3 separate regions of the Homo sapiens genome follow, and regions 1 and 3 are each linked to region 2. Evidence: chromatin loops called from intact Hi-C (ENCODE). Cell type or tissue: dorsolateral prefrontal cortex. All regions are shown on one strand.

The links. Peaks named below come from ENCODE experiments on the same cell type or tissue, not always from the same donor. Only the 100,000 strongest peaks of a DNase experiment are listed, where the experiment ranks them.
Region 1: a loop joins it to region 2, with 2.7 times the contacts of the local background. A loop is called at or near these places in 51 of 110 quality-filtered maps.
Region 3: a loop joins it to region 2, with 4 times the contacts of the local background. A loop is called at or near these places in 55 of 110 quality-filtered maps.

The regions. Positions count from the first base shown.
Region 1 is chr1:211,940,024-211,948,023 of GRCh38, forward strand. It overlaps INTS7 (integrator complex subunit 7), which reads right to left. Exons shown (of 20, transcript NM_015434.4): 18 at 6,584-6,682; 19 at 4,761-4,946; 20 at 380-2,088. The coding sequence ends at 1,801. Among named protein-coding and RNA genes, the nearest start is that of INTS7, 92 kb to the right of the region's middle. RefSeq lists an enhancer at 7,536-8,000. In dorsolateral prefrontal cortex, a CTCF peak has its summit at 4,911 (motif pointing left); no DNase peak of the experiment used is centred here.
Region 2 is chr1:211,676,589-211,684,588 of GRCh38, forward strand. NEK2-DT (NEK2 divergent transcript) reads left to right here. Exons shown (of 4, transcript NR_148994.1): 2 at 479-566. Among named protein-coding and RNA genes, the nearest start is that of NEK2-DT, 4.8 kb to the left of the region's middle. In dorsolateral prefrontal cortex, CTCF peaks have their summits at 4,312 (motif pointing right) and 4,523; a DNase peak (open chromatin) is centred at 4,343; H3K27ac peaks cover 1,291 bases.
Region 3 is chr1:212,452,281-212,460,280 of GRCh38, forward strand. No RefSeq gene overlaps it. Among named protein-coding and RNA genes, the nearest start is that of LINC02771, 17 kb to the right of the region's middle. RefSeq lists enhancers at 433-1,252, 1,331-1,500. In dorsolateral prefrontal cortex, CTCF peaks have their summits at 3,791 (motif pointing left), 3,992 and 5,658 (motif pointing right); DNase peaks (open chromatin) are centred at 741, 3,761, 5,674 and 7,691; H3K4me3 peaks cover 354 bases; H3K27ac peaks cover 5,760 bases.

The DNA of each region.
Region 1 (8,000 bases), 260 kb after region 2:
TTCCACACCTGGTAAAAGAACAAGGGGTTCTGCACTGCTCTGGCAATTTTTCCTAAGCACGTGTTCCCAGGTGCTGAGATGACTGTGTAGGTTGTGTGAACCTCATACAACTGGGCTGCATCTGAAGAGATGTCATTCAACCGTGGACACTGTAGATCTGTACACATTTTATGAGAATGTTCTGGCTGTTAGCAGTACAATGGGTTGTGCTCATGAAGGCAAGCAATCTTGGAGAGACCCAAGTTGCAAATCACTTCTCAGTCCCAGAGGCCGCATGACAAGAAAGAAAAAAAAAACAACAACCCCTTTTTATTTTTTATCTTAAGCTCCATTCTCCTTTGAATTAATGTTGACTTTGAAGAGAAAAAGGCAAAACACAAGCAAAGAAACAGATATTTATTTAAAAAGGAAATTCCAGGGAAAGTACCCTGCTTTACCTTAGGAGCTGCATCCGGCCAAATTACTTATAGCATCGGCATCTGCAACCATATGATCCCTGATGTTTAGAAATCGTGATCCTGAAGCCCTAAATGATCCCCAATCAAAAAGCAGTTAAGTTATATCTACCATACTGTGCTAAGAAAGTCTATTTTATCATGGTTTTCAACCAGAATTAAAATAGGAAAAAAGGGGGTTTTCTGGCTAACCAGAAAACTCTGTTCCCTGAGCATCCCAACAAACTGAGCCTGTGTAATAAAGAGACTGCTCTCTCTAAACAATCAGTCTAGCATAACTCATCAAGTATAAACCAAACCAATCACCAACCAAAGGAAAAGATCCACCCCTTCTAACTTAAAACATTGAAGATATTAAATGAGTGTTCTTCACTTTTGGAAACAATGTGAAATGTCTGTATTATACACAGTTGCAGACACATCAGAAAAAACAAATTAATTTTCTATGAAATTGCTAGCTGCTCTTTGTTTCAATTAAATATGAAAATAATAAAGACTGCTTTAGCACAGGAAGAGATAAATATGTGGTTGAACTAATACAGCAGGATGTTTCAATACTGTTAGACTGTGGGCTTTCATAATCCAGAAGGCTGGATGTTGCACGGAACACTTTCAAGTCCATCTACAGAAGGACTCAGGTTCTGCTACCATGGATAAACCTTGTAGTGACTGGTCAGAACCTCCCAATGAACAACTCAGAATCCTAGGTCTAAGTCAGGCAGCAAATGATGTATTTTGGAAGAGTAGCGGTCAAATTTACCAATTCAGTGATCTCAACATGTGACTATTCTTGAAAGAAAAAAAAGCTTGGCAACAGAAAAAACTAATAATAAAACAAGAAAGAACAATCTTTCTGGCCAGGATCCCAGTTATTTTTCAGACAAAATGTATTTATTTATTTTTTTGAGACGGAGTCTCGCTCTGTCGCCCAGGCTGGAGCACAGTCTCGGCTCACTGCAAGCTCCGCCTCCCAGGTTCACACCATTCTCCTGCCTCAGCCTCCCAAGTAGCTGGGACTACAGGCGCCTGCCACCATGCTTGGCTAATTTTTTTGTATTTTTTAGTGGAGACGGGGTTTCACTGTGTTAGCCAGGATGGTCTTGATCTCCTCGTGAGCCGCCCACCTCAGCCTCCCAAAGTGCTGGGATTACAGGCGTGAGCAACCACGCCCAGCTGTCAGACAAAATTTTTAAGAAAACAAAATTTTTTCCAGAATATTACATTACAAAAATCAATGAATAAATGAACTACACTGTAACTTTAATACTTATTCCATATGAAAAACCAAACTGTTTCTGGCAATTTGATTGATCTCTTGAGAGTCTGCAGTGCATTCATTCCATGGTTAAAACCGTGTGTAGGCATTGCGTTGCTGCTGCTGCTGTAATGGCTGCTGGGCTTGCTGCTGTTGTAAGCGAATTTGCTGGGAATAAGGGTCTTCCAGGGATTTTACAAATATGGTAGTTCTGGGACCAGTCTTCCATACTATACCATTGGCATCTTTCACAGAAGATTCCACTGTAATGTTGTGTGTTCCAAGGATAGCAAAGTTCAACAGAAATTGAGTACTGAAGTAATCATTATGAGGTTCAACCCTTTGCTCCATCTCATTGGTCATGTTGTCAATGGGTATCTGCAATGAAACAATTGTTAACTAACAACAATGGCTAACATTTCTTCAGTGCTTACTATGAGTTAGGCCCTGTTCTAAGAGCTTATTTAGACCATGCAGACAATAAAAAATTAGGTACTGCTATCATCCTTGCTTCACCGATGAGGAGTCTAAGGCAGACAGGTTAAGTAATGTCTCCAAAGTCACATGATTAGTGAACGGAGTAGGAATCTGAACACAGGCAGACTACCTCCAGGGCCTACACTCTGAACTACTAAGTGATGCTCCTCACTCTACTTGAGTAGAATGAGCTCCCAGAGCCGTTGACAGCCCCTTCACATGCTGGCCTTTCTTCCTTGCTTACTCAACCCCATCTCTAAATCCCTATCTTCCTTTAGACTGTGAAGAGATATTCTGAAGAAATAGGATGAAATCACCTGTTCCAGAGAGTTTAAAACCTAAGAGACTGAAAAAGAACAAAACACTAAGCAAATTTAAGTTAGGTTCCCCCCCAACAGTTAGTCTGATTTTTATTACTTAATGTAGTGATTCCTTACTCCTTTAACAAATTAACTGAACCATTTGTACATTGCTCATTTAATAAGCACTGTTTTGTTCAGACTGGAAGTACAATATGTTATAAAACACAGATTTATAGGCTCATTCATTTAGCCAGACACTCATGCCTTTGTTCTTCAAAGACCAGAATAAAACCTGCTGACGTACTCTTACCTGTACCCAAGATGAAACGTGTCAAGAGACAGATTTATCCTGAGAATGCAAATAAAGGTGATCTTAATGTGTATTTGACCAAATTACTCTAGGTTTATGTGCGTGTTTCTGTGGTGTAATTAATTATATAAATGTGCCCTGCAGCTTTGTGTCTCAAGGAGCAGTTATCATGTCACTTTTCCAGAGACATTTACCTGTAATAGTAATGAACTGACGTCACCAACCAATTCAAGGTCTTAGAATTATTTATAGTACAGGTACTTTTTCACATTTAGCCTTTGTACAGTTTTTATTTCCCTAAAGAATATGCCAACCAAAGAACTTCCTTAAAAGGACCAGAAATAGGCCTAGGGAACCTGATCACCCTGAATGGATGGCTGCATCTTAAGCTGCAAACTCACTGTGAATAACACTGCAAAGTAATCATGTTATTACTCGGCTTATTATATCAGCTTCCTGACTTTAATCAATGCCTCTTGAGAGGTAGGTCAACAAGCAGAAGACCATAGCTTCTAGGTTTGAATGTTATTTTCTTAACAGTAGAAATTATATGCAAGTAACAAAGAGAATCATGGTTACTACTGTTTCAAATTCAAAGTGAAGAGAGAGTTGCAGACAGGGATAAATTATGTAAATTCTCATTACAACCTTCTGTGACAGCAGATACCCAATTTTAACAGTTATACTCTAAATATAGTAAATAATTTTTTCATCATTCACAAATTATTGAGTGGCTACATAAGGTACCATGCTGTATGGCACAGAAGTCAAAACAGAGGAAAAGAGGAGAATGAAGGCTCAGCCGTGTCAGAGTGGACAGAGTGCCAAAGTGAGAGGAACTTGCCATAGTTAAGAAAGTAGTAATGGCTTAAGAAAGTAATAATAGTTTAGAACCAGACCTTCCCTTGGCTTTTTAACCTAAAACCACCAAAGATAATAAAATGCTCTCTTTTTATACCTTCACTGATACCCTGCCTTCCATGCTATGCCACAATAAACCTGGACACAGCCAATCTGGGCATCTGAGTAACTTCGCTGCTACAACTGTGGACTTGGTCCCTTGCTTCATTTACTGTGGATAAACCACCAGGGAATCGGAAATAAATGTCTAAAGCAAGGAACATTCTTTATCTCGAACACTGGCATTTCATGGGCACAGATTCAGCATCTTAGCTCTGGCTAACAATGTAGCCTAATTCAGGTTATTACTTACCTATATCCTGAGTTCCCAAGGCAGCAAATCCCTAGGGTTACACTCTTAAAAAAAGATTTTACTTTATCTGATCATTTTATAGAAATGCTATATACTTTTTTTAATGATAAAATTTACTTAAAATGGAGAAAACTAAATAGATGTGTATTTTTTGTGGGGAGGGATTGGGTGGGTTAGGGAGACACTTATTTTCCAACTTCTGACGTTTGAAGGGACCTCCTGATGTAAGAGAGACCTTTCGTTAGATTAATATTACTGACCTAGCAGGGAGGAGGTGAGTCTTGCTGATGGGTGACTTTCTGGGCAGGAACCAGACATGGGAAGGTAAGCACTTGCTCTTTCTCTTCTGCTTTGGGCACCTGAGTCCTCTGTGCCCTGCCATAAATTTTATAGGGGCAGGCTCCCATACGTACTGACTGAGGCTGGGTGAAAAAATCCAATTCAGGGGTCTACGGTTAGAAAGGCCTTGCTGCCAGGCATTGGAGTTAGGTTTTCCCACAGCTCCAACAGTAATAAAACTCATATTTTGATCTTTGCCTGGATGCTTTGTCTCTATCAACTGGTTCAGGGAGAGAAAAAGAAGTGTTTATCAACCCCTTACAGCCCCAATGTGGGCTTTTAATTTATGTCCATCTGATCCCTTTGGAGGTATAACTGCAATCTATTTAACCATGAAAAACACTGGAAAACTTCCATCAATGAGCTCATATAAAACCTGTATCACAATTCTGCCTCTTTTCTAAATTACCTTGTAGTCTTGTCCAGATTTACTCTGCAGTGTGGAAGAAACATTCAGACAGACAGACTGAATTTTGCGGAAGAGTCCTGGTTTAGATCCGTGCTGAACCACTCCCTCTACCTTTAGCGCCAGCTGCTGGTTATTCTGGACAGCAATGGGCTCTGCAGGATTCCGGGGCGATGGTGACAGAGCAAGCTGGAATGCCAACACTCAAATAAATGCCAACAACCAAGAGCAAGCTTCCTTCCGACAAACATGTCTGTGCTAATCACTGGTTACAGGTTAACAAATTCGATTGTGCACTCCCCCACCCCCACAGGACCTGACTGTGCCAGGACAACGAGACAGATGTACCTTTAAAGTGCCTCCTTCTAAACATCACTGTGGTTTTCATCCCAAACCTCAGTTCTATTTGAGGATAATAGAGAATTAGAAAAAAGCAAAGGCACTATTCTCCCAATTTTTGTGGTGAGGCATTTCTTTGACAATGAACCACTTCTAGTAGGGAAAGGCATTATATAAATTTTCATTACCTAAGAGCTGTCTCTTTGGTCTTACGTAATTTTAAATAAACTAAATTCAAATGTAAATGAACTTAAAGTTCCAGGATTATCTACACAACGAAGTCACTGTGCTATAAAAAAAGTCAATATCTACAAATGAATCAAATGACATTTTTCACCTCTCATTAGTTTTTCTTCAAAAATGTATTAAAAATCCCAAACACATCAATTAAAGAAAGCCCAAGTCTTGCTAAATGAAAAGATGGAAGAAATTTGAGTCTTTTTGATAATGTTGTTGAACTACTGATCAACCCTGGAGACATCCTACTTTAGGACTTCTTATCTAGATCGTCAAATCTTCCTCATTATTCCAGTCATTTTGAAATGGAATGCTCTGTTATTTGTAATCAAAACATTTGCATGGATGTAAAAGTTTACTGAAGACATTAACTAACAGGGATAATCCAGGAGATCTCTTAGAAGTGACAATTTTCTCCCTTTTCCAACAATTTCATTTTCTGAATCAAAAATAGCTTTTGAATTGTGAGTGGCTTAAATATTTCAAAATACTAATTCTACTCACTGGTTAGCCCCTCAAAACATGTTACTGAAAGGCAGAAGTACTTTGGAAGAAGAACTGGTGACAGTTTACTGGATCTGATTCATTCTAAGTTGGGTCTATAAGTTGGGTCTGAATAGACTCAGCTCAAGATCCTTGCAGGCTACTGTGATAAATCACTAATTTATTCCTGGAGGTGAGAGACAAACAACAGAGCTCCAGTTACCCAAATGCCTGTCTCATAGAATTTGGCACTGACAATTAAAAAGGGAGAGAGTTTAACTCCCAAATTCATTTCTTTCACCAAACCACTTGATAAAGGAGAGAAATGGCTTACAACTAGGTTTTATCAAAACCAAAGGTAAGCCAGGCACAGTGGCTCATGCCTGTAATCCCAGCACTTTGGGAGGCAGAGGTGGGTGGATCACTTGAGGTCAGGAGTTCCTGACCAGCCTAGCCAACATGGTGAAACCCCATCTTTACCAAAAATAAAAAAATCAGCTGCGTGAGGTGGTGGATGCCTGTAATCCCAGTTCCTTGGGAGGCTGAGGCAGGAGAATCGCTTGAACCCGGAGGTTGCGGTGAGCCAAAATCACACCACTGTACTCCAGCCCAGGCGACAGGGCGAGACTCTGTCTCAAAAAACAAAACAAAACAAAAAAACCAATAAACCAAAGGTAACACACTGAAGTGTAGCTATGTCCTACATAATCTTCAGAAGACACCTGGTTTTAAAACCTATATTAACCTTAGTATTCTTCCTGTATTACCTTGATGCTGGTAGACTGTAGTTTCTGGAAAAAATATCTCTGGAAAGAAAGGGGAACTTTCAGCAAAGCAATGATGGCATTGCAGAGGCATGCTGTGTGCTGGGGGAAAAAAGAAACTAAATCAAATAAAAATAAATTTTCAAATTTCATCAACAAGTGGTACATTCAGTATAAAACTACAAATGCCCATATAGATTATTACAAAGGTACATACCAATCAAGAACTAGGCATCACATCCAGGAACTGTGCATACATACTAAATCATTCATTACAGATTTTTACTTTATTGTGAAGTATATTCAATAAAATATAAGTGACAGAAATGAGAAAATCCACAGTCCTCGAGGCCAAGCAATAGGCAAATTCCACATTTCTACAGCGCTCAGAACTATCAGTATATTATTAAACAATTATATTAGATACTAAAATATAGAGTAACTATCACATGGCAAAGTATGATAAACAGTATGGTAAAGAAGCCCGAGCATTTTGCAGGACTTTGGCTTTGAGCTGGCTCATTCTTTCATTAGGTGGCTTGTCTCTATGGCCATTGGTCCTCAGAGTAAGCAGTGGTGGAAACTTGGTCGAATTCAGATGAAAGAGGACTATATAGTCGGGGAATCCTGAAACTCTAATAAAATATCTTATTTCTCAAATCTGCCTCACACATTTAACTGAGTTTTGAAAATCCCAGCATGACTGCAGAGGTACAGAAACACCACAGAGAATATTTTGAGCCTTAATGAAAGTGGTCATAAAATCAGAATTTAAGCGTTCAAAGATATTTTAAAGATTACCCAGTCTAATAGAAGAAAACTGAAAGTATCATAAGAACACTTTTAACTTCAGGTGAACCAGAACCATTCCTGCTTGGTCTACTATCCCTTCCTCAGTCTACTCCCGTCTCAGTGGCCTCGTAAGTCACCACAGTGAGGCAGCGCTCCTTTCACGGGGGCACTAGCTGCGGGAGGTCTGTTCTTGCAGACCCGATTCAGCAACGGATAAATAAAGTATGCTGACACACAGATATTCTGCTCTGCCAGTCCAGCTGAGGGTCCCAGCCGCTTACAGGCTCCTGCTGAGTCCTGTAAACAGTTGCAACTAGGCCCTGATCAGCTAGTCAGACTCGCATTTATTCAGTAAGATTAATTAACAAAAGCTTGAGTCAACACCATTAGAGGGAAATTGACATTGTGGACTTCTGAGTAAAAGGCACTTAAGCACTCACGGTACATCAAAGGTTAGTCTTTATATGAGTAAACAAGCTAGCCAGGTAAACTACTCTGCCTTTCTTTATTACTATTTTAATTTGTTTAAAGGTAAAGAGATCAGGCCGCCTTCAGCCAGATCTATTACTGAAGTTAGGCAAACTTCTCAGCCTTCCAAGAAGATTTGTGTCTATTTCTATAACTATCT
Region 2 (8,000 bases):
TTAACCCTATCGACAATACTTCATTGAACACAGATTCTCTTTTACGCACCCACACACCAACGTTCTCAGCTTACCCAGCCAAATGAACAGCCCCATGTTTACCAGGGAAGGAGGACTTAGAGGCCTCCATCCAGGGCTTGTTAGAGGAATATGTAAATTACCAGAAAGCTAATAATTTGGAAATGCATGAACAGGCCAGTTTTCTTTAAATATCTGTTCAGCAAAGGATTAAAAGACACCTGATTTTCTATTAATAAGAATTTAAAAGCTCTTTATGTAAAAATAAGGGACTTATTACATGCCCTGAATATAACATAAGATAATTGGAATTGCCAACCAGGAGAATTTTTAAATTAACATTCAAGGGCACTGTCTTACCTCAGGGGAATAGGACCAATTTAGGTTTCAAAAGTTATGTAAGGCACTGCAAGTGGCTGTGTTAATTAGCATCATTTTTTTATTTTTGTGCCTCTTACAGATTGGTATCCATAGAGCTTGCTGTGGTTTGAATGTATCCCCCAAAGTTCATGTGTTGGAAACTATTCTTAATGCAAAAGTGTTAAGAGGTGAGACCTTTAAATTGATTGGGTTATGAGGGCTACCCCTCACGAATGGATTAACGTAATCACAGGAGTGGGTTATCTTGAGAGTCGGTTGGTTATAAAAATGAGTTTGGCTTTCCCTTGCTGTTTCTCTTACCATGTGATGCCTTCTGCTATTTTATGACCCAGAGAAAAGGCTGCTGCCAGATGCTACCCCTTGATCTTGGACTTCCTAGCTTCCAGAACCGTGAGCCAAATAAACTATTGTTTATAAATTGTCCAGTCTGTGGCATCCTATTATAGCAACATGAAACTGTATAAGACAGAGCCCTGGCCGGGCACGGTGGCTCACACCTGTAATCCCAGCACGTTGGGAGGTCAAGGCGGGTGGATTACGAGGTCAGGAGTTCAAGATCAGCCCGGCCAACATGGTGAACCCCGTCTCTACTAAAAATACAAAAATTAGACACAATGGCAGGCACCTGTAATCCCAGCTACTCGGGAGGCTGAGGCAGAAGAATCGCTTGAACCCAGGTGGCAGAGGTTGCAGTGAGTGGAGATCACACCACTGCACTCCAGCCTAGGCGACAGAGTGAGACTCCGTCTCAAGAAAAAAAAAAAAAAAAAAATGAGCCGTTTGGTTATCCTGCCCCAAATCCAGTCCTGCACCTTCTCTCTGGCCACTTCTGCTTTTGCTCTAAACGCACACTTTCTCAGTTCCTCACCACCACCACCATCTTTGCACCTGTGATTGCATTTGTCCAGAATACTGTCCAACCCACTCCCTTATCCACTCCAGTCATGTCTGCCCAGAGGACATAACGTGTCCTTCAAGATTCAATTCCAACTTTTTCTCCTGTAATCTGAGAAGCCTCTCTGGCGTACTTGGACAGTCAATCCTCCATCTACAGTGTTCATAGACCACTTTATACATAAATCAAAACTTATCATTATTTGTTTACATGGCTCTCACAGTAGCTGAACTCCGAACTGCTTATAGCCAGCATAAGTCCTGTAATAGAGAAGGCATGCAATAAAGCTTCGTTAAATAAAAATCTGCGAAAGCCCCTTATTAATAATTATGCAAGGATTTTGAGTGGGCCCTCAAGTACTCAATTGCCAAATGCCCCAGCTCTAGGCAGAGACGAAATATCTGGAAAGGAGCCATCCCAAGAGTATGGAATGTGGCTCCTACGCACATATGCTCATTTAACAAGTATTTATTGAGCACTTGCTATGGCCCAGGTATGATAGGTATTGACATGCTGGCTTTTCATTTAAAAAAAGACAGTGGAGCCCCAAAGACAATAATAAAGAGTAGCACAGGAGGCTGGGTGTGGTGTCTCATGCCTGTAATCCCAGCCTTTTGGGAGGCCGAGGCAGGCGGATCACCTGAGGTCAGGAGTTCAAGACCAGCGTGGCCAATAAGGTGAAACCCCGCCTCTACTAAAAATACAAAAATTAGCTGGGTGTGGCCAGTATGGTGAAACCCTGCCTTTACTAAAAATACAAAAATAGCTGGGTGTGGTGGCACGTCTGTAGTCCCAGCTACTTGGGTGGCTGAGGCAGGAGAATCGCTTGAACTTGGGAGGCAGAGGTTGCAGTGAGCCAAGATTGCACTACCACACTCCAGCCTGCTCAACAGACCGAGACCCTGTCTCAAAAAAAAAAAAAAAAAAAAAAAAAAAAAAAAAGTCCGGGCACGGTGGCTCAAGCCTGTAATCCCAGCACTTTGGGAGGCCAAGGTGGGCGGATCATGAGGTCAGGAGATCGAGACCATCCTGGCTAACATGGTGAAACCCAGCCTCTACTAAAAATACAAAAAAATTAGCTGGGTGTGGTGGCAGGCGCCTGCAGTCCCAGTTACTGGGGAGGCTGAGGCAGGAGAATGGCGTGAACCCGGGAGGCGGAGCTTGCAGTGAGCCGAGATCGCGCCACTGCACTCCAGCCTGGGCGACAGAGCAAGACTCCGTCTCAAAAAAAAGAAAAAAAAAAAGGGTAGCATAGGAATCACTCACATGACAAACCCTAAAGGTTGGCCAGAGTTAGCCCGCATCATGAGTGAGGGCAGGACAGCCCAGCAGAGACCACTAGACACCAGAATAGAAAGAGACACTGGGAGATGAGAAGCATGTGGGAGTCAAACAGGGACAGGTTACAGGGAACATCCTTTCCCCTATAACTTCTTTCCTTTTTCCTTCATATTCCATCCATTCTTTAAGTCTCAGCTCATGCCCAATTTCTTCTCTGAAATTTTTCCTGATTGACTTCAACCCACTATGATCTATCTTCTAATTACTCTTAAGAGTAATCAACTGTGTTTTTACTCATTTAGAATTATACTAGGCCATATTACTAGCTTCTCATGTGCATGTATCTTCTCTGCCTTATTAAATGGAAAATTCATCCTCCAACAAGTATAAATAGAGGCTGAGTCAGGTGCCAGATGCTGAGGATACCACAGTGAATAGGACAGACATATAGTCCTGTAGGTGGAAGAGATGGATGTAACCTAAGTACACAGAGAAACTCCACTGTGACAAATTGTGGCAAGAATTAAGAAGAAAACAAACGAAGAACTGAGATGATTCCATTTAAACAGAGAAAGAAGATGAGCAACTCTATAAGAGTGGGGCCAACCCTTGAACTTCTCGATAACCACTCTCCCCACACCCATGGTCTAATTCACTGTCTTCACACTTTTCTTGCTAACTGTGCTCATGTTGTCAGTTTTCATTTAAATTTGGTGAAATCTCAAATAAGAGAGTATTTGCACTTGCATTTTCTCCCACAGGCACTCTGTACATGTCCATAGAGACACTGATTGCTATTATTATTATTTTTTGAGACAGGGTATCACTCTATGGCCCAGGCTGGAGTGCAGTGGCACGATCACAGCTCACTGCAGTCTCAACCTCCTGGGCTTAAAGCAATCCTCCCACTTCAGCCTCCTGAGTTAGCTGGGATCACCGGTGCACATCACCATGCCTAGCCAATTGTTTTAACTTTTTGTAGGGATGAGGTCTCACTAAGTTGCCTAGGCTTATCTTGAACTCCCGGGCTCAAGCCTCTCAGCCTCCCAAAATGCTGAGATTTCAGGCGTGAGCCACCACGCCTGGCCTGATTAATTTTAATTTTAATTTTCTTTTTCTTTTTTTTTTTTTTTTTTTGTGATAGAGTCTCACTCTGTCACCCAGGCTGGAGTGCAGTGGCGCCATCTCGGCTCACTGCAACCTCCGCCTCGCGAGTTCAACAGATTCTCCTGCCTCAGCCTCCCGAGTAGTTGGCACTATAGGTGCAGGCCACCATGCCTGGCTAATTTTTGTATTTTTAGTAGAGACAGGGTTTCACCATATTGACCAGGCTGGTCTCAAACTCCTGACCTCAAGTGAACCACCCGCCTCGGCCTCCCAAAGTACTGGGATTACAGGTGTGAGCCACTGCATCCGGCACCTAATTAATGTTTAAAAGAAGCTACTTGAAGATTAATGAGCATCCCAGACTTAATGTGCCAAAAATCAAGTTCCTGATCTTCATCCCAAATTTGTTCTCCTCTCCATCTTCTTAGTCTCCAGTAACTAATGTATCTGATTTTGTTGCTGTTTGTTTGATTTACTGCAGTATTCCCAGCACCTAAAATGTGCCTGGAACAAAGCAGGAACCCAGCACTTGTACATCAAATGAATGGATGAATGAACAAAGCCATATTTCATTGCCCTCAGCTTCGTTTTTTTATGTTGCATTAAAGACCCACTAGAGGGCTGTACATCACTGCATAATAAACGAGGAGCTGGCGCCTGCGCGGCAGCACTACTCCGCCTGTCCCTACAGGAAATCCCCAGATTTGCATGTGTAGAATTTAAAATCAGACAAGACATTTGTGTATAAGTCTTATCTCCACAATTACTTGAAGCAATTTGAAGTCAGGGATTATGGCAATTCTTTCGAGTGATTAAAAAAGATTTCTAGAAAGAAAAAAGGAGAGATTCTTTGTTTATAACAATCAGAAGCTAAGAGATGCTTTTAAAAAAAAGATGCATGACATACTATATGCTCAACAAATAACCACGTTCTAGAACAAAGAATGAGGTGTTAGGCAGACTGTTCTTAACAGCCACATACCACGTGAGATAAACAGGACAAGATGTAGACTGAGAGACAGCTTCAGCTAAATGGCAGGCAGCTGGAGGATATGATGAGAAGAAAGTTATCTTTGAAACCAAACAGTGTTTAGTTAAGAGCTCCATCACATTTTAAAAGGCAATAGTTTTGAATTTATACCCAAGGGTACAAATTAGGGAAAAACATTTCTTTTCAATATAAGGATAAACTTTCAGACAAAGACAGACATTCATAATTTTCCATGTTTTTTCCTGTTACTTGTAAATTCAGGATATTTGTTATCTCTAAGAATATTCATCACCTAAATGTGATAAGACAAATGTTAAAACTAATTATGGACGGTGAGGCCTGCTAGAGTCTGAATGCTTGTGACCTCCCTAAATTCGTATGTTGAAACCTAACCCCCAAGGTAATGGTATTAAGAGGTGGAGCCTCTGGGGGAGTGATTAGTGCCCTTATATTAATACAAAAGGCCCCAGGGAGTTTGTTTGCCATGTGTTTGCCCTACCATGATGTGAGGACACATAGAGCATGCCATCTATGAGAAACGGGCTCTCATCAGACACTGAATCTGCTGGCACGTTGACCTTGGACTTTCCAGCCTCCAGAACTGCAAGCGATAAGTTTCTGTTATTCATAAATTACCCAGTCTAAAGTATTTTATTATAGCAGCCTGAACCACCTTGCACAGGACCATAATGTGTTTCTAAGGGACTTAGGAGGTTTTAGAGGACACGCCTACCTTTTCCATCGGGGGCAGCACAGTGATGGTAGGAGCAGTGAGCTTGAGCTCCAGGTTCCCAGGCTCTTCTAGTTCTGTCTTCTTTGTGTGTTTGTTGGTTTGTTTGCTCACTCTGTCACCCAGGCTGGAGTGCAGGGGTGCCATCTTGGCTCACTGCAGCCTCCGTCTTCTGGGTTCAAGCAATCCTCCTGCTTCAGTCTCCCGAGTAGCTGGGATTACAGTTACCCGCCACCATGCCCGGCTAATTTTTGTATTTTTAGTAGAGGTGGGGTTTCACCATGTTGGCAAGACTGATCTTGAACTCCTGACCTCAGGTGATCCTCCTGCCTTGGCCTCCCAAAGTGCTAGGATTACAGGCGTGAGTCACCGTGTCTGGCCTAGTTCTGTCTTAATGAGTTATGTGACCGAGGGAATCCATTTCACCTCACTGGAACACTGGGCTGTTTAGTCATTGGTCTGACCCCGAATGACAATTTTTGTTAAGTAGCTATGTCTGCATTAGCTTTTCAACATCCCTTCTCTGGGCTCTGTAAAATGAAGTTGTTGAACCCTTCCTGCTCTAAATGTTGTGATTCCATCCCCTCTCACCAAAACTTCACTGGAACTGCTGTGTAAATCAGCTCTCTCTATGTAGTATGATAATTGCTCTGAAAGAGCTTTGCCTAAAATGCAAAGAGGAGGACCCAGATTCTGATAAAGATGGCAGGGCATGGGGGTCAGGGCAAATGTTCCTGGGGAGGTGACACTTGAATCCCATCTAAAGGAGCAGTTGGAATTAGGAGAAGGGAAACTGTGGGTAAAAGCATGGAGGCCTGCTGTGAGCTGCAGGTTGGGTTGGTGGACCAAAGGGTACCTGTGGTTCGTTACCTGTAAGACAGGTGGATGGACAGGTGAGCAGGAAGACCCAAGAGTTGAGGAAGTCTACTGAAGGTGATGGACTCACAGTGGAAGCTTTGAGCAGACGAGCACTACTAGATGTGTGCTGTAGAAAGACTTCTCTGGTAAAGAGTGAATGCAGGGCATAGGAATACAGCGTGGGAAGCTATCGCAGCAACCCTGGGGAAATGACACTGGCTAAACTGAGGCAATGGCTGTGGGAATGAAGAGGGGAGTCCAGAAATGCCTGGAAGGTGGGTTAGATGAGACATGGTGATCAACTGTACATAAGGTAAACGGAGGGAAATTCCTGGCTTGAGTGACCAGATGGATGGTAGCGTAGTTCACCACAGGAGGAAATGCTGGGGCAGGAGCAGCTTGGGTAAAGCTGATACTGAGTTCATGTTGAGCCCCAAAGGCCTATGAGGAGCTAGCTGGCCAACACGCAGTTGGATACAAGGTCTCAACAGATTGGTCTAGGCCAGAGACAGAGAGCTGGGAGGTGATAACAGAAGCCACGTTTGAAGATGAATATGCCCCAAGAGTGGCAGAGCAGGAAGGGAGAAAGGAAGGAACCCTGGAGGTTATTCTGTGCAAGCAGAGGAAGAAAACTCAGTGAAGGAGACCAAGGGAAGCATCCAGGGGAGTAGGAGAGAATATGGAAAAAATTGTCACACAGGTTCCCATAGAAGAAATGGTTTCCAGAATGCAGAAGTGGTCCATGATGCCAGATGTTGCAGAAAGAGCAAATAAGGTAAGGGCAGAGTTGTAAACACTCGTTTGGTCATTTGGAGAGTATAGCAACCTCCCTAAGAGCATTTGCAAGTTGAGTGGGGCTGAAGCCAGCCAGCAGAAGTTACAGTGGGACAAGATAGTGAGGGGGGTTGATAGAGTGTGTGTGGACAGCCTGGTCAGCCTTCCAGAGCAGCTGTGGGACCTGCCCTCCTGCCTGTTTGCACCTTGTTCCTGTGCCCCAGGAGAAAAAGAATCCTGCCCAGGAGGCCTCCCACCCCGACATAGGAGGGCACCACCCACATGGCATCAGCCTGCAGCTGATTTCATATTCCATGCTCATGACATAGTACCTTATAGGACATGTCACAACTCACGCCTTCCCCTTATCCGCCATCGGTGAGTTCCCCAAGCAAGCTGTGCCACCATGAAAGTGGTGATCACACCAATCTGAATGCAACCCAGCCCAGACCTTGGGAAGGGCTAAGGGAGTGGGGAAAAGGCGACAGGTGGCTGAGCATCTGCTTAGTGTGAGGAGGGTTCAGAAGGAAGTCAGTGATACAGGGCAGGCAAGGTCGAAAGTGGAGCGTAGCCTGCTGGGTTCCTGGCTTTGCCCAGGAAAGAATTCAAGGGCAAGCCAGAGGTAGAAGAAAGCTTTATTGAAGAAGCAGTGTTACAACTCCATGACTGCTCCTGCGGAGGAGGGCTAACTTAGGCAGGGAGTAGCGGCTCAGGGCAGTTTTGCAGTCATATTTATGCCCACTTTTAACTGCATGCAGATTAAGGGGCAGTTTATGCAGAGATTTCTAGGGGAGGGGTAGGCACTTTTGGGTCATTGGGTCATTACCATGGAAAGGGGTGGTAATGCCCAGGTGTTGCCATGGCTACAGTAAATTGACATGTCTCAGTGGTGGGCATGTCTGATTCAAAGCTGCTTTCACCCCGGCTCTGTTTTAGCTAGTCCTCAATCTAGTCTGGTGTCCAAG
Region 3 (8,000 bases), 780 kb after region 2:
AGCTGGTGTTCTGGGTGTACCACTGTGGTGCAGTTTGTCTCACCCCCAACCCCCTGATGGTTTGGGTCTCTACAGCTTTCCACTTCCCACTGGGTTGGGCCCTAGTCCTGACTCCAGAAGTGAAGTGACTTTTGTTCCAGAAGGTGCGGTATTCACAGTCTCCCCTGGGCCTTTGCACATGCTGTTGTTCTTCTGCCTGGAATGTTCTTCCTACTTGCCCACATTGCATGTAAAACCCTATCTTGGCTTAGATATTACTTCCTCAAGGAAGCTTTCTCAGACCTCTCCCTGCCAAGGTGGGCACACAGTACCTGACTTGCCCCTGCGGTATCAGATCTCACTGAACTGTAATTGTATTTACTTTGTGTTTTCCTCCCCACCAGGCGGGGACGCACTTGCCCCATTCACAACTGTATCACGTAGCACAAGCCCAGCACCTTTGATGTGAGATAAAAATGAATGCATTGGCAAATGGACACGTGGTGAATGAATGAATGAGGCGATGGATTGGTGCTCCCTCACCCAGGGCACATGCCTTCCTTGCAGCCCTCTTTCACCCCTTACTCAGGGGTGTGCATCTGATTCCTGAAGCATCAGAGCGGCTCCCCACCCTCCAGCCAAGTTTCCAGCAGAGCCTGCCTGGGCATCGCTTCCAGGATTACTCCTGGACCAACTTCGCCTGAGCATTTCTGCAGCTTCATCATCTGGGGAATGTATAAAAATAGTAAGTGGTTCCCCTGGCAACCACCACAGCAAATGGTAACTAGGGTGGGCGGTCCAGGAAAGCCTCGAGGCTGGGAGGAAAACAAACGCCGCCCTCACTGCTCACTCTCCAAATCTTGGCTGGCCAGCGTGCCCTCTGAGCTGCCTCTCCTAGTCTCATGGCTTCCTGGAGACCACCTGCTCTGAAGCCCAAAGGAAAATAATGGGCTGGAGGAGCTGCCCCATCAGCCCAGACCATCCGCCCCGTCAGTCCCTGGGCTGCTGCCCCTGCGCCCTCTCTGTAGGGTCACCAAGGGCCTCTTCTGGCTGCCCTGCCCTGTCCAGTGCCTTATCTGGGTAGTCAGAGGACTTCAGAAGCTGCCAGCGGGAGACTCAGCCTTGCTGCCAGGGTCTAATATCGTGTGTGCATGTGTGGACCCCTTGTGCTGGGCTGACCAAGCCCCTTCACGACAGTTTGGTCTCTGCCCAGGTCTTCAGCTTCCCTGCCCTCCAGCCGGGCTCATGGCCTAGCTCTTGCAAGTTTACCCCTCCACCAAAGTTTAGTGTAGGTGCTGCCCAAGGCTCAGATCTTGTCACCACTACCTCCTCTCTGGGATGATTAGAGGGCATGGGGCTTCTGCATGCTAAACCCTTGGGGTGACAGTTGGGAGCACGGGCTGGGAGGGTGCTGGGAAGGCATTGCCAAGCTGGCTGCAAACCGTCCACAGGAAGCCAGGCTCTAGGAGATCCTGAGAGAGGGAAAATCCAGCAGCTGAGACACTAAGCGGGGCTGGAGGCAGAACCTGGAGCGAGTGTGACCCTGAGGTGTCAGGGAGCGGAAGCCTAAGGTCTCCAGTGGGTGGCTGGTGGGTGCAGCTATTTCAGAGTAGCCTGATCAGCCAGGCTGCTGCTGTCTTTTCCCTGTGTGTGAGCCAGGCTTTTGCTCCCCTGCTGTCCCCCCGCCCCCTTGGCTGCAGTTACCTCTACCCTGTCCTTGCCTCTCCCAGCTGAAGCCTACTTCCTGCCTCACTGCCCCTGCCCCTGCCTCTTGTCCAAGTCGGTGCTGATGGTCATTGCAATAGCGGCACTGGGCTAGCATGAGCCAGGTGCTGGCATGCCATGTTTGCGGCTTAATTTATTCTCTTCAAGGTGGTACTAACATTTGGTTGGGTCTTAGGAAGCATAAGTAACTTGCAAGGGAAACTACACCTCTGACAACTGAGAGGTGCTGGAGCTGAGATTCCAAGGCAAGTCTTCCTTCCAGCCTGGCCACTTTCCATTCTGCCCTGTTGTGCTTCAAGATCGAGCCTTCCAGGGAGCTCCACCCCAGGGCCATTGGAATTAGGATGTGGCATGCCGAGCTGGTGGCAGAGACTCTAAAATCATAGCCAGGGAAGGTACCTGGAGGTCCTGTGGAGAGAGACTCTACTTCTGTGTGTGTGTGTGTGTGTATGTGTGTGTCTGTCTGTCTCTCTGTCTCCCAGGCTGGAGTGCAATGGTGCAAACTGCAACCTCTGCCTCCTGGGTTCAAGTGATTCTCCTGCCTCAGCCTCCCAAGTAGCTGGGATTACAGGCACCTGCCACCACACCCGGCTAATTTTTTTACTTTTAGTAAAGACAGAGTTTCACTATGTTGGCCAGGGTGGTCTTGAACTCCTGATCTCAAGTAATCCTCCTGCCTCGGCCTGCCAAAGTGCTGGGATTGTAGGCATGTGCCACTACACCTGGCCTTGTTTTGCTTTTTTTTTTTTTTTTTTTTTTTAACACATAGTTTAATCCTTTAGTTAACAAGTATTTCTTGTGCTCTAGTCTTCACAGAATTCTGTGGTGAACAAGACCTGCTGTCATTTGAGAGAGGCTCTCTCGGACTAAGGATGTGTGATACAGGCTCAGGGTACTAAGCCCCATGGCATCACCCAGAGGGAGGTCGTGGGACCCAGGCCCACCTGTGGGAGCTCAGAGCCTGCTGGTGGCAGCTGCAAGCCACCCCAAAGATAGGAGAGGTCATAGTGGCTGTGGTGGCCGGTGATGCCCACCTGGAGGCCATGTGAGCTGTGGCTGGGACTCCCTTGTCTAATCTCCCCCATATTTCTGGATTTGGCCTCCACATTGAGGAATCTCTTACTACTCAGGATCCCTGAAATACATCTGTTGCCTTCCTGCCTGAGCCCTCTCACTTCTTCCCCTTTCCCGTTTATCCATGACCCTCCCCTTAACTGTCACTCATAACCTCTGTCTGATTCACACCACTGCACTCTCTCTGCCATTCCTTCAAAGATCAAGCAGTTTCCTTCTGTTAAACAAAATGTATGGGAGGCCATTATTTGGACTGACCTCCTGCATTAGGGTCCAACAGACCCATCCAAAATGGAGTCACTCACACTAAGGTTCCGCACCACGAAACCAAAAACGAAGCTGTTTACTTGGATCTGAGCTTCTGAGAAATCAGGAGAGAGTTGATAGTCATATCCCATTAGGCTAACAAGATCCTCAATAAGGAAAGTAACTTTGAAACGGCCAATCTGCATCTTATTTCTTGTTTTGGCTTTCTTCAGCCTTTTCTGCCTATAAGCTCAGCCCTTAGCTCAGCTCATGGGAGTTCCTTTTTATTTTGTAGACTGGATACTGCCCAGTTCATGAATTGCTAATAAAGGCAAACTAGACCTTTACAGCTCAATTTATTGAAATTTTGTTATTTGATACGTCCCACAATTTAACAATTGCACCTGATTTCACATATCCATTAATCAACAAAGGAGATGCATATTTCTTGCTTATTATATGTCCAGCACTGCCCTAGGTCCTGGTTTTGGGGTGAGGTGGGAGGAAGGATCGATTAAAATAAATGCAGGAACCTGCTCTGCTCTTAAGGGTCCCCAAAGAGGAGAGCAGTGGGCTGAGTTGCAAAGTGGTTTCTCTAGGACCAGGAGCTGTGGAGATCCACAGGGATCCCAGCCACAGAGTCCCCAGCAAGGCAGGCTTGGGGTAGGAGCTTGCTGAAGGGTGTTGGTTTTTTCTTGGACACTTCTGTCCTGGTCCGACCCACCAGCAGCTGCCTGCATGGGACGACAGTGCCCCCTGGTGGTCAATTCCGGGAACTCTCCAGCAGCTGTTTTGTAAAGCCCAGAGGATTAAGCTCCCTCAAGAACTTCTATTTTTGGTTCCCAGTATTTCCATAATGAAATGCTAACAGAAGCAGCCAAATGGCTTCCCAAAGGACCTGAAAGCTGCACTGCCGAACTCCTGTGTTCTCCAGCTCTCTGCTTCCCAGGGGTCAGATCTGCTGTTGGTTCTCAGGGGCAGTTCTCTGTTCCATACGGTTTAATTAAAGGGTCCCAGGGAGAGCAACTATATGTTTGCCTTGCCGAGTCTGACCTCAGGCTGTGTGCACATTCAGAGTGACGTGTTGGAAAGAACACTGGATCCAGGATCAGGAGGCTCATCCCACGCCAGCCGCTAAGTAGCTGTGAGATAATAATTTCAATAATAGCTACATTTTATTCAGTATTTACTCTGAGCCAGACATTGCACCAAGAGCTTCACATACATTGTTGACTTTGATCCTCACAACAAGCCTGTGAGATTGATACTGCTGTCATCTCCAGAAATCGAGGCAGAGAGAAGTCAAGTAACTTGGCCAAGATCATACAGTATGTGGCAGAGTTAGGACTTGAGTTCATGTTTCTGGGCATCCACTATGCTACACTGAACTGTGGAACTCAAAGAATCGGAAACTAGTGGTAGTGTCCAGACACTGATGTTTTTAAATGTTCCCCAGGTGATGGTGATGTGGAGCCACCTTTGTAATCTATAGGGTCCCACCAGCTATAACACTCAATGAGCCCCATGCCTTCCAAGAAGCAGAGGTGAAGTTGGGATGAGGGGAGAAGCCTGGGTTCAGGCCCTAATCTCCATGGATGTACAGGGCTGAACAGAGTCACAAGCACAGCAGAAACACCATGATGGCAGAGCAGTCATCCTGCCTGCTGTCCTCTTTATCTGGAGATGGTTTGTAGGACAGGAGAGCAATTGCCTTCCACAACATTCCTCAGAGTTCGTTATGTCGCATACACCCCAATCTACAGATCCATCACCTGTCCATTTATCTCAATGCCTCTAGAGCCATTTTCTATTTTTTAATAGATTCATTTGACAAACACTTGAGACTTATGATGTGCCAGGCCCTGAGTCTGCAGGGGTGGAAGAAGCTGGCATGGCCCCACTCTTGTGAGTTGGCAATCTAGAGGAGGAGATAGACAGACAGCACATTTTGGAAAAAAAAAAAGCACACTGTGACACATGCTCTGAACGACACAGCAATGCACAGTGGTGGAAAACAATAGGAGAGCAGAGGGACCTAATAAGACAGAATGAGCTGGGATTAAGCAGAGACCAGAAGAATGTGTTTAGTGTGTGCCTCCTGTTGGTAAATGAGCTCTGTTGTGTTCACTACACACTGGGCAGTTTGGTGCAGAGCTTGCTTTTCCCTGGGCCTCTACTGGAGTCCCCTCCAGGAGACATGGGGTGGCTGCTGTTGACATTTTCTCCCTGAAAGCCCAGGTATCTCTCCAGAGATGGAGAACTCTGAGCTTCCTTTTTACAGAAAGGACTCAAACTGGTGGCTGTTTGGGGATGGGACGATGATGGGTGATGTTTGAGGCCGGAGTTTCAGAATCAGAAAAGTCTCTGTAGTCAAGGCCTTGAGGTTTGCTGACTTTGCGTGACACCCAAAGCGTAGGACCCACAATCAAATCTGTGGAGAGGGCGCTTGTGGTCCATGTGTAGGTGTATACCTGTGAGCATAGGCAAGTGTGCGTGCACACATGTGTGCATGAGAGCAGGCTCAGGCTTCAGCTCCTGGTCACTCTAGTCCTTCTTCTATTCTCTCTTCTTTGATGGTAGGGCTGGGACTTGGCAAACCACTTTTGGCTTTGGCAGCTGCTTCCTATCGGATTCAGCCAGTAGGGGGTGCTAGAAGGACACTGGAAAGCTGGAGGGAAGCCCTCTTTTTCTTGTTTACTTCTGTTCTTGTAAGCGGCTCCGGTAGTACTTCTTCACCCCGGCAGCAGCAGTTCCTTACCATAGCAGCAGCTAAATTCAGTTTACAATCTTTCTAACACTTGTAGAACTAACTTCACCCCTAATTCAGAGGCCAACACCAGCCGGCAGGCACCCCCCACCTCACCAGATGTCTGGTTCCAGCCCCACAAGGTGCTCCTGTCTCTAAGTTTTAATCATTCCAAATGCACCCCTTTGCTGCCTCGTCCTTGGGGTGGTAGTGCTTCCTCCATGATACCTTCTTAGCATCTCTGACATTAGTGTTAAGGGGTCCCAACCCCTAACATGAGTTTCCTGGACTGTGGGGGGCCTTTTGTGCCCTTCTGAGCCCTGGGGAGATCAAAAGCAGTTGTCTAACCCCTCGGTGGTTAGTAACTGCTCTACTCTGAGAAAGAAGGGCTGGCTTATCCTTGGAGAGGCCAGTAATTCTGTTCTCAGCTCTTCTCTCTGCGGGCCTCCACATCTCAGGAAGAAAGGACAGGTGCCATCTCAGTTCCAGTCATCTTAGCACACGCCTCCCTCTCTGCCTCCCTGCTGATCTGCACCTTAGCTGTGGCCTGGCCTGGTCTCAAAATGCTCCCAGGAGGAGAGGCCATGGCCTTCTCCATGCCCACCCTCCCTCACCAAGTGTGAGCAGAACTGATGGAGAAGCTGGGCCGAGGGAGGAGAGAAACTCGAGTGGGAGACCTTGGGGCCGTTGGGAGAGGGTACAGAGAAGGTTGCTGCCTCAGATGCCGTGGGTTTCTGTTTCCTTCCCCATTAGTGTCTTTCTCATGGAGAAAATCTGTTTTCCTTGAAGTAACTTGACTGAGTCTTTGACTGGTTCTCCTTTGCAAGGTGAACCCAAGAAAGAAAAGAAAAGACAAGGAACCCAACATCCACAGAGGACCTGCTATGTGGCAGGAAGTGCTGGGAGCCCTGAACACATGTATGGCCCTCCTCGAGGACTGACTGAGCAGCTCTGGCTGATGGGGGTGTGGCTGAGGGGGAGGAGGGGAGGGGCTAGGAAGACAGTCTCAGAAGAAAGAATAATGAACACTAGATGTGAAAACTTCCACAAAGCAGGTGGCCCACCAGGCAGGATCAGAGCAGTTCCCTGCCATTATAGAGTTTCCTTTTGCCTAGCTCTTCTGTGTTTGTATTGGGGTGGTGTGTGTGGGGGGAACACAGTTTTGTTTTGATCATTTATAAAGCTTTACTGAGGTATAATAGATACACAAAAAAATCACATACATATAAAGAGTACATCTTGATGAGTTTGGACATATGCATACACCTGTGATACCATCACCAAAATTTAGGTACTAAACATCTCTATCGCCTCCAAAAATTTCCTTGTGTTCTTTTGTGTTTTGGTTTGTTTTTTTGGTAGTAGGAACACTAAACATGAGATCTATCCTCTCAACATATTTTAAAGGGTGCAATTCTGTATCGTTATCTACAGGCACCATGTTGTACAGCACATCTCCAGAACTTACTCATCTCGCATAACTAAACTTTATACCCATTGAGCAACATTTCTCCATTTCCCCTTCCCCCAGCCCCTGGAAACTGCCCTTCTATTCTCTGCTTCTATGAGTCTGACTATTTTAGATACCCATTTAAGTGGAATCATGCAGTATTTGTCGTTCCGTGTCTGGCTTTTTTCACTTAGTATAAAACCCTCTTGGTTCCTCATGCTGTTGCAATTGGCAGGATTTCCTTCTTTTTTAAGGCTGAATAATATTCCATTGTATGTATTTGTCACATTTTCTTTATCTATTCATCTGTTGATGGACATTTGGGTTGTTTCCCTATCTTGGCTATTGTGAATAAGAAAAAAATACAGTTTCTCAACCCAAAGCAAACAAAGAAACATTGTGCAAAATATAAGTGTTGACAGAAAGGCAGGCCGGGAGGGTAAACAATGGCTGGCATACAGCACAGATCAGGCTTCTGAGAGAACCGTGATGCCCCGGGCACACCTCTTCTGCCAGGACTAGCTCACTGGGGGAATTTGTCAGTGCTGTGCAGACCCATAGGTCTCACCTGGTTCTGGTTTGTAGAGGGAGGCAGTGGGACCCAGGCCCACCAGTGGGAGTTCAGAGCCTGCTGTCAATTCTGCCTTTTCTGCCAGGGCTGTGTCTGAAAGGACTGATAAAAAATGCTCCTGTGTTTGGCTCTCTCTGCACCATTTTAAAACTCTTCGATAGTGATCAGCACAGCTATTAAAAGTATCAGGTGGAAATCAGCCACTCAGG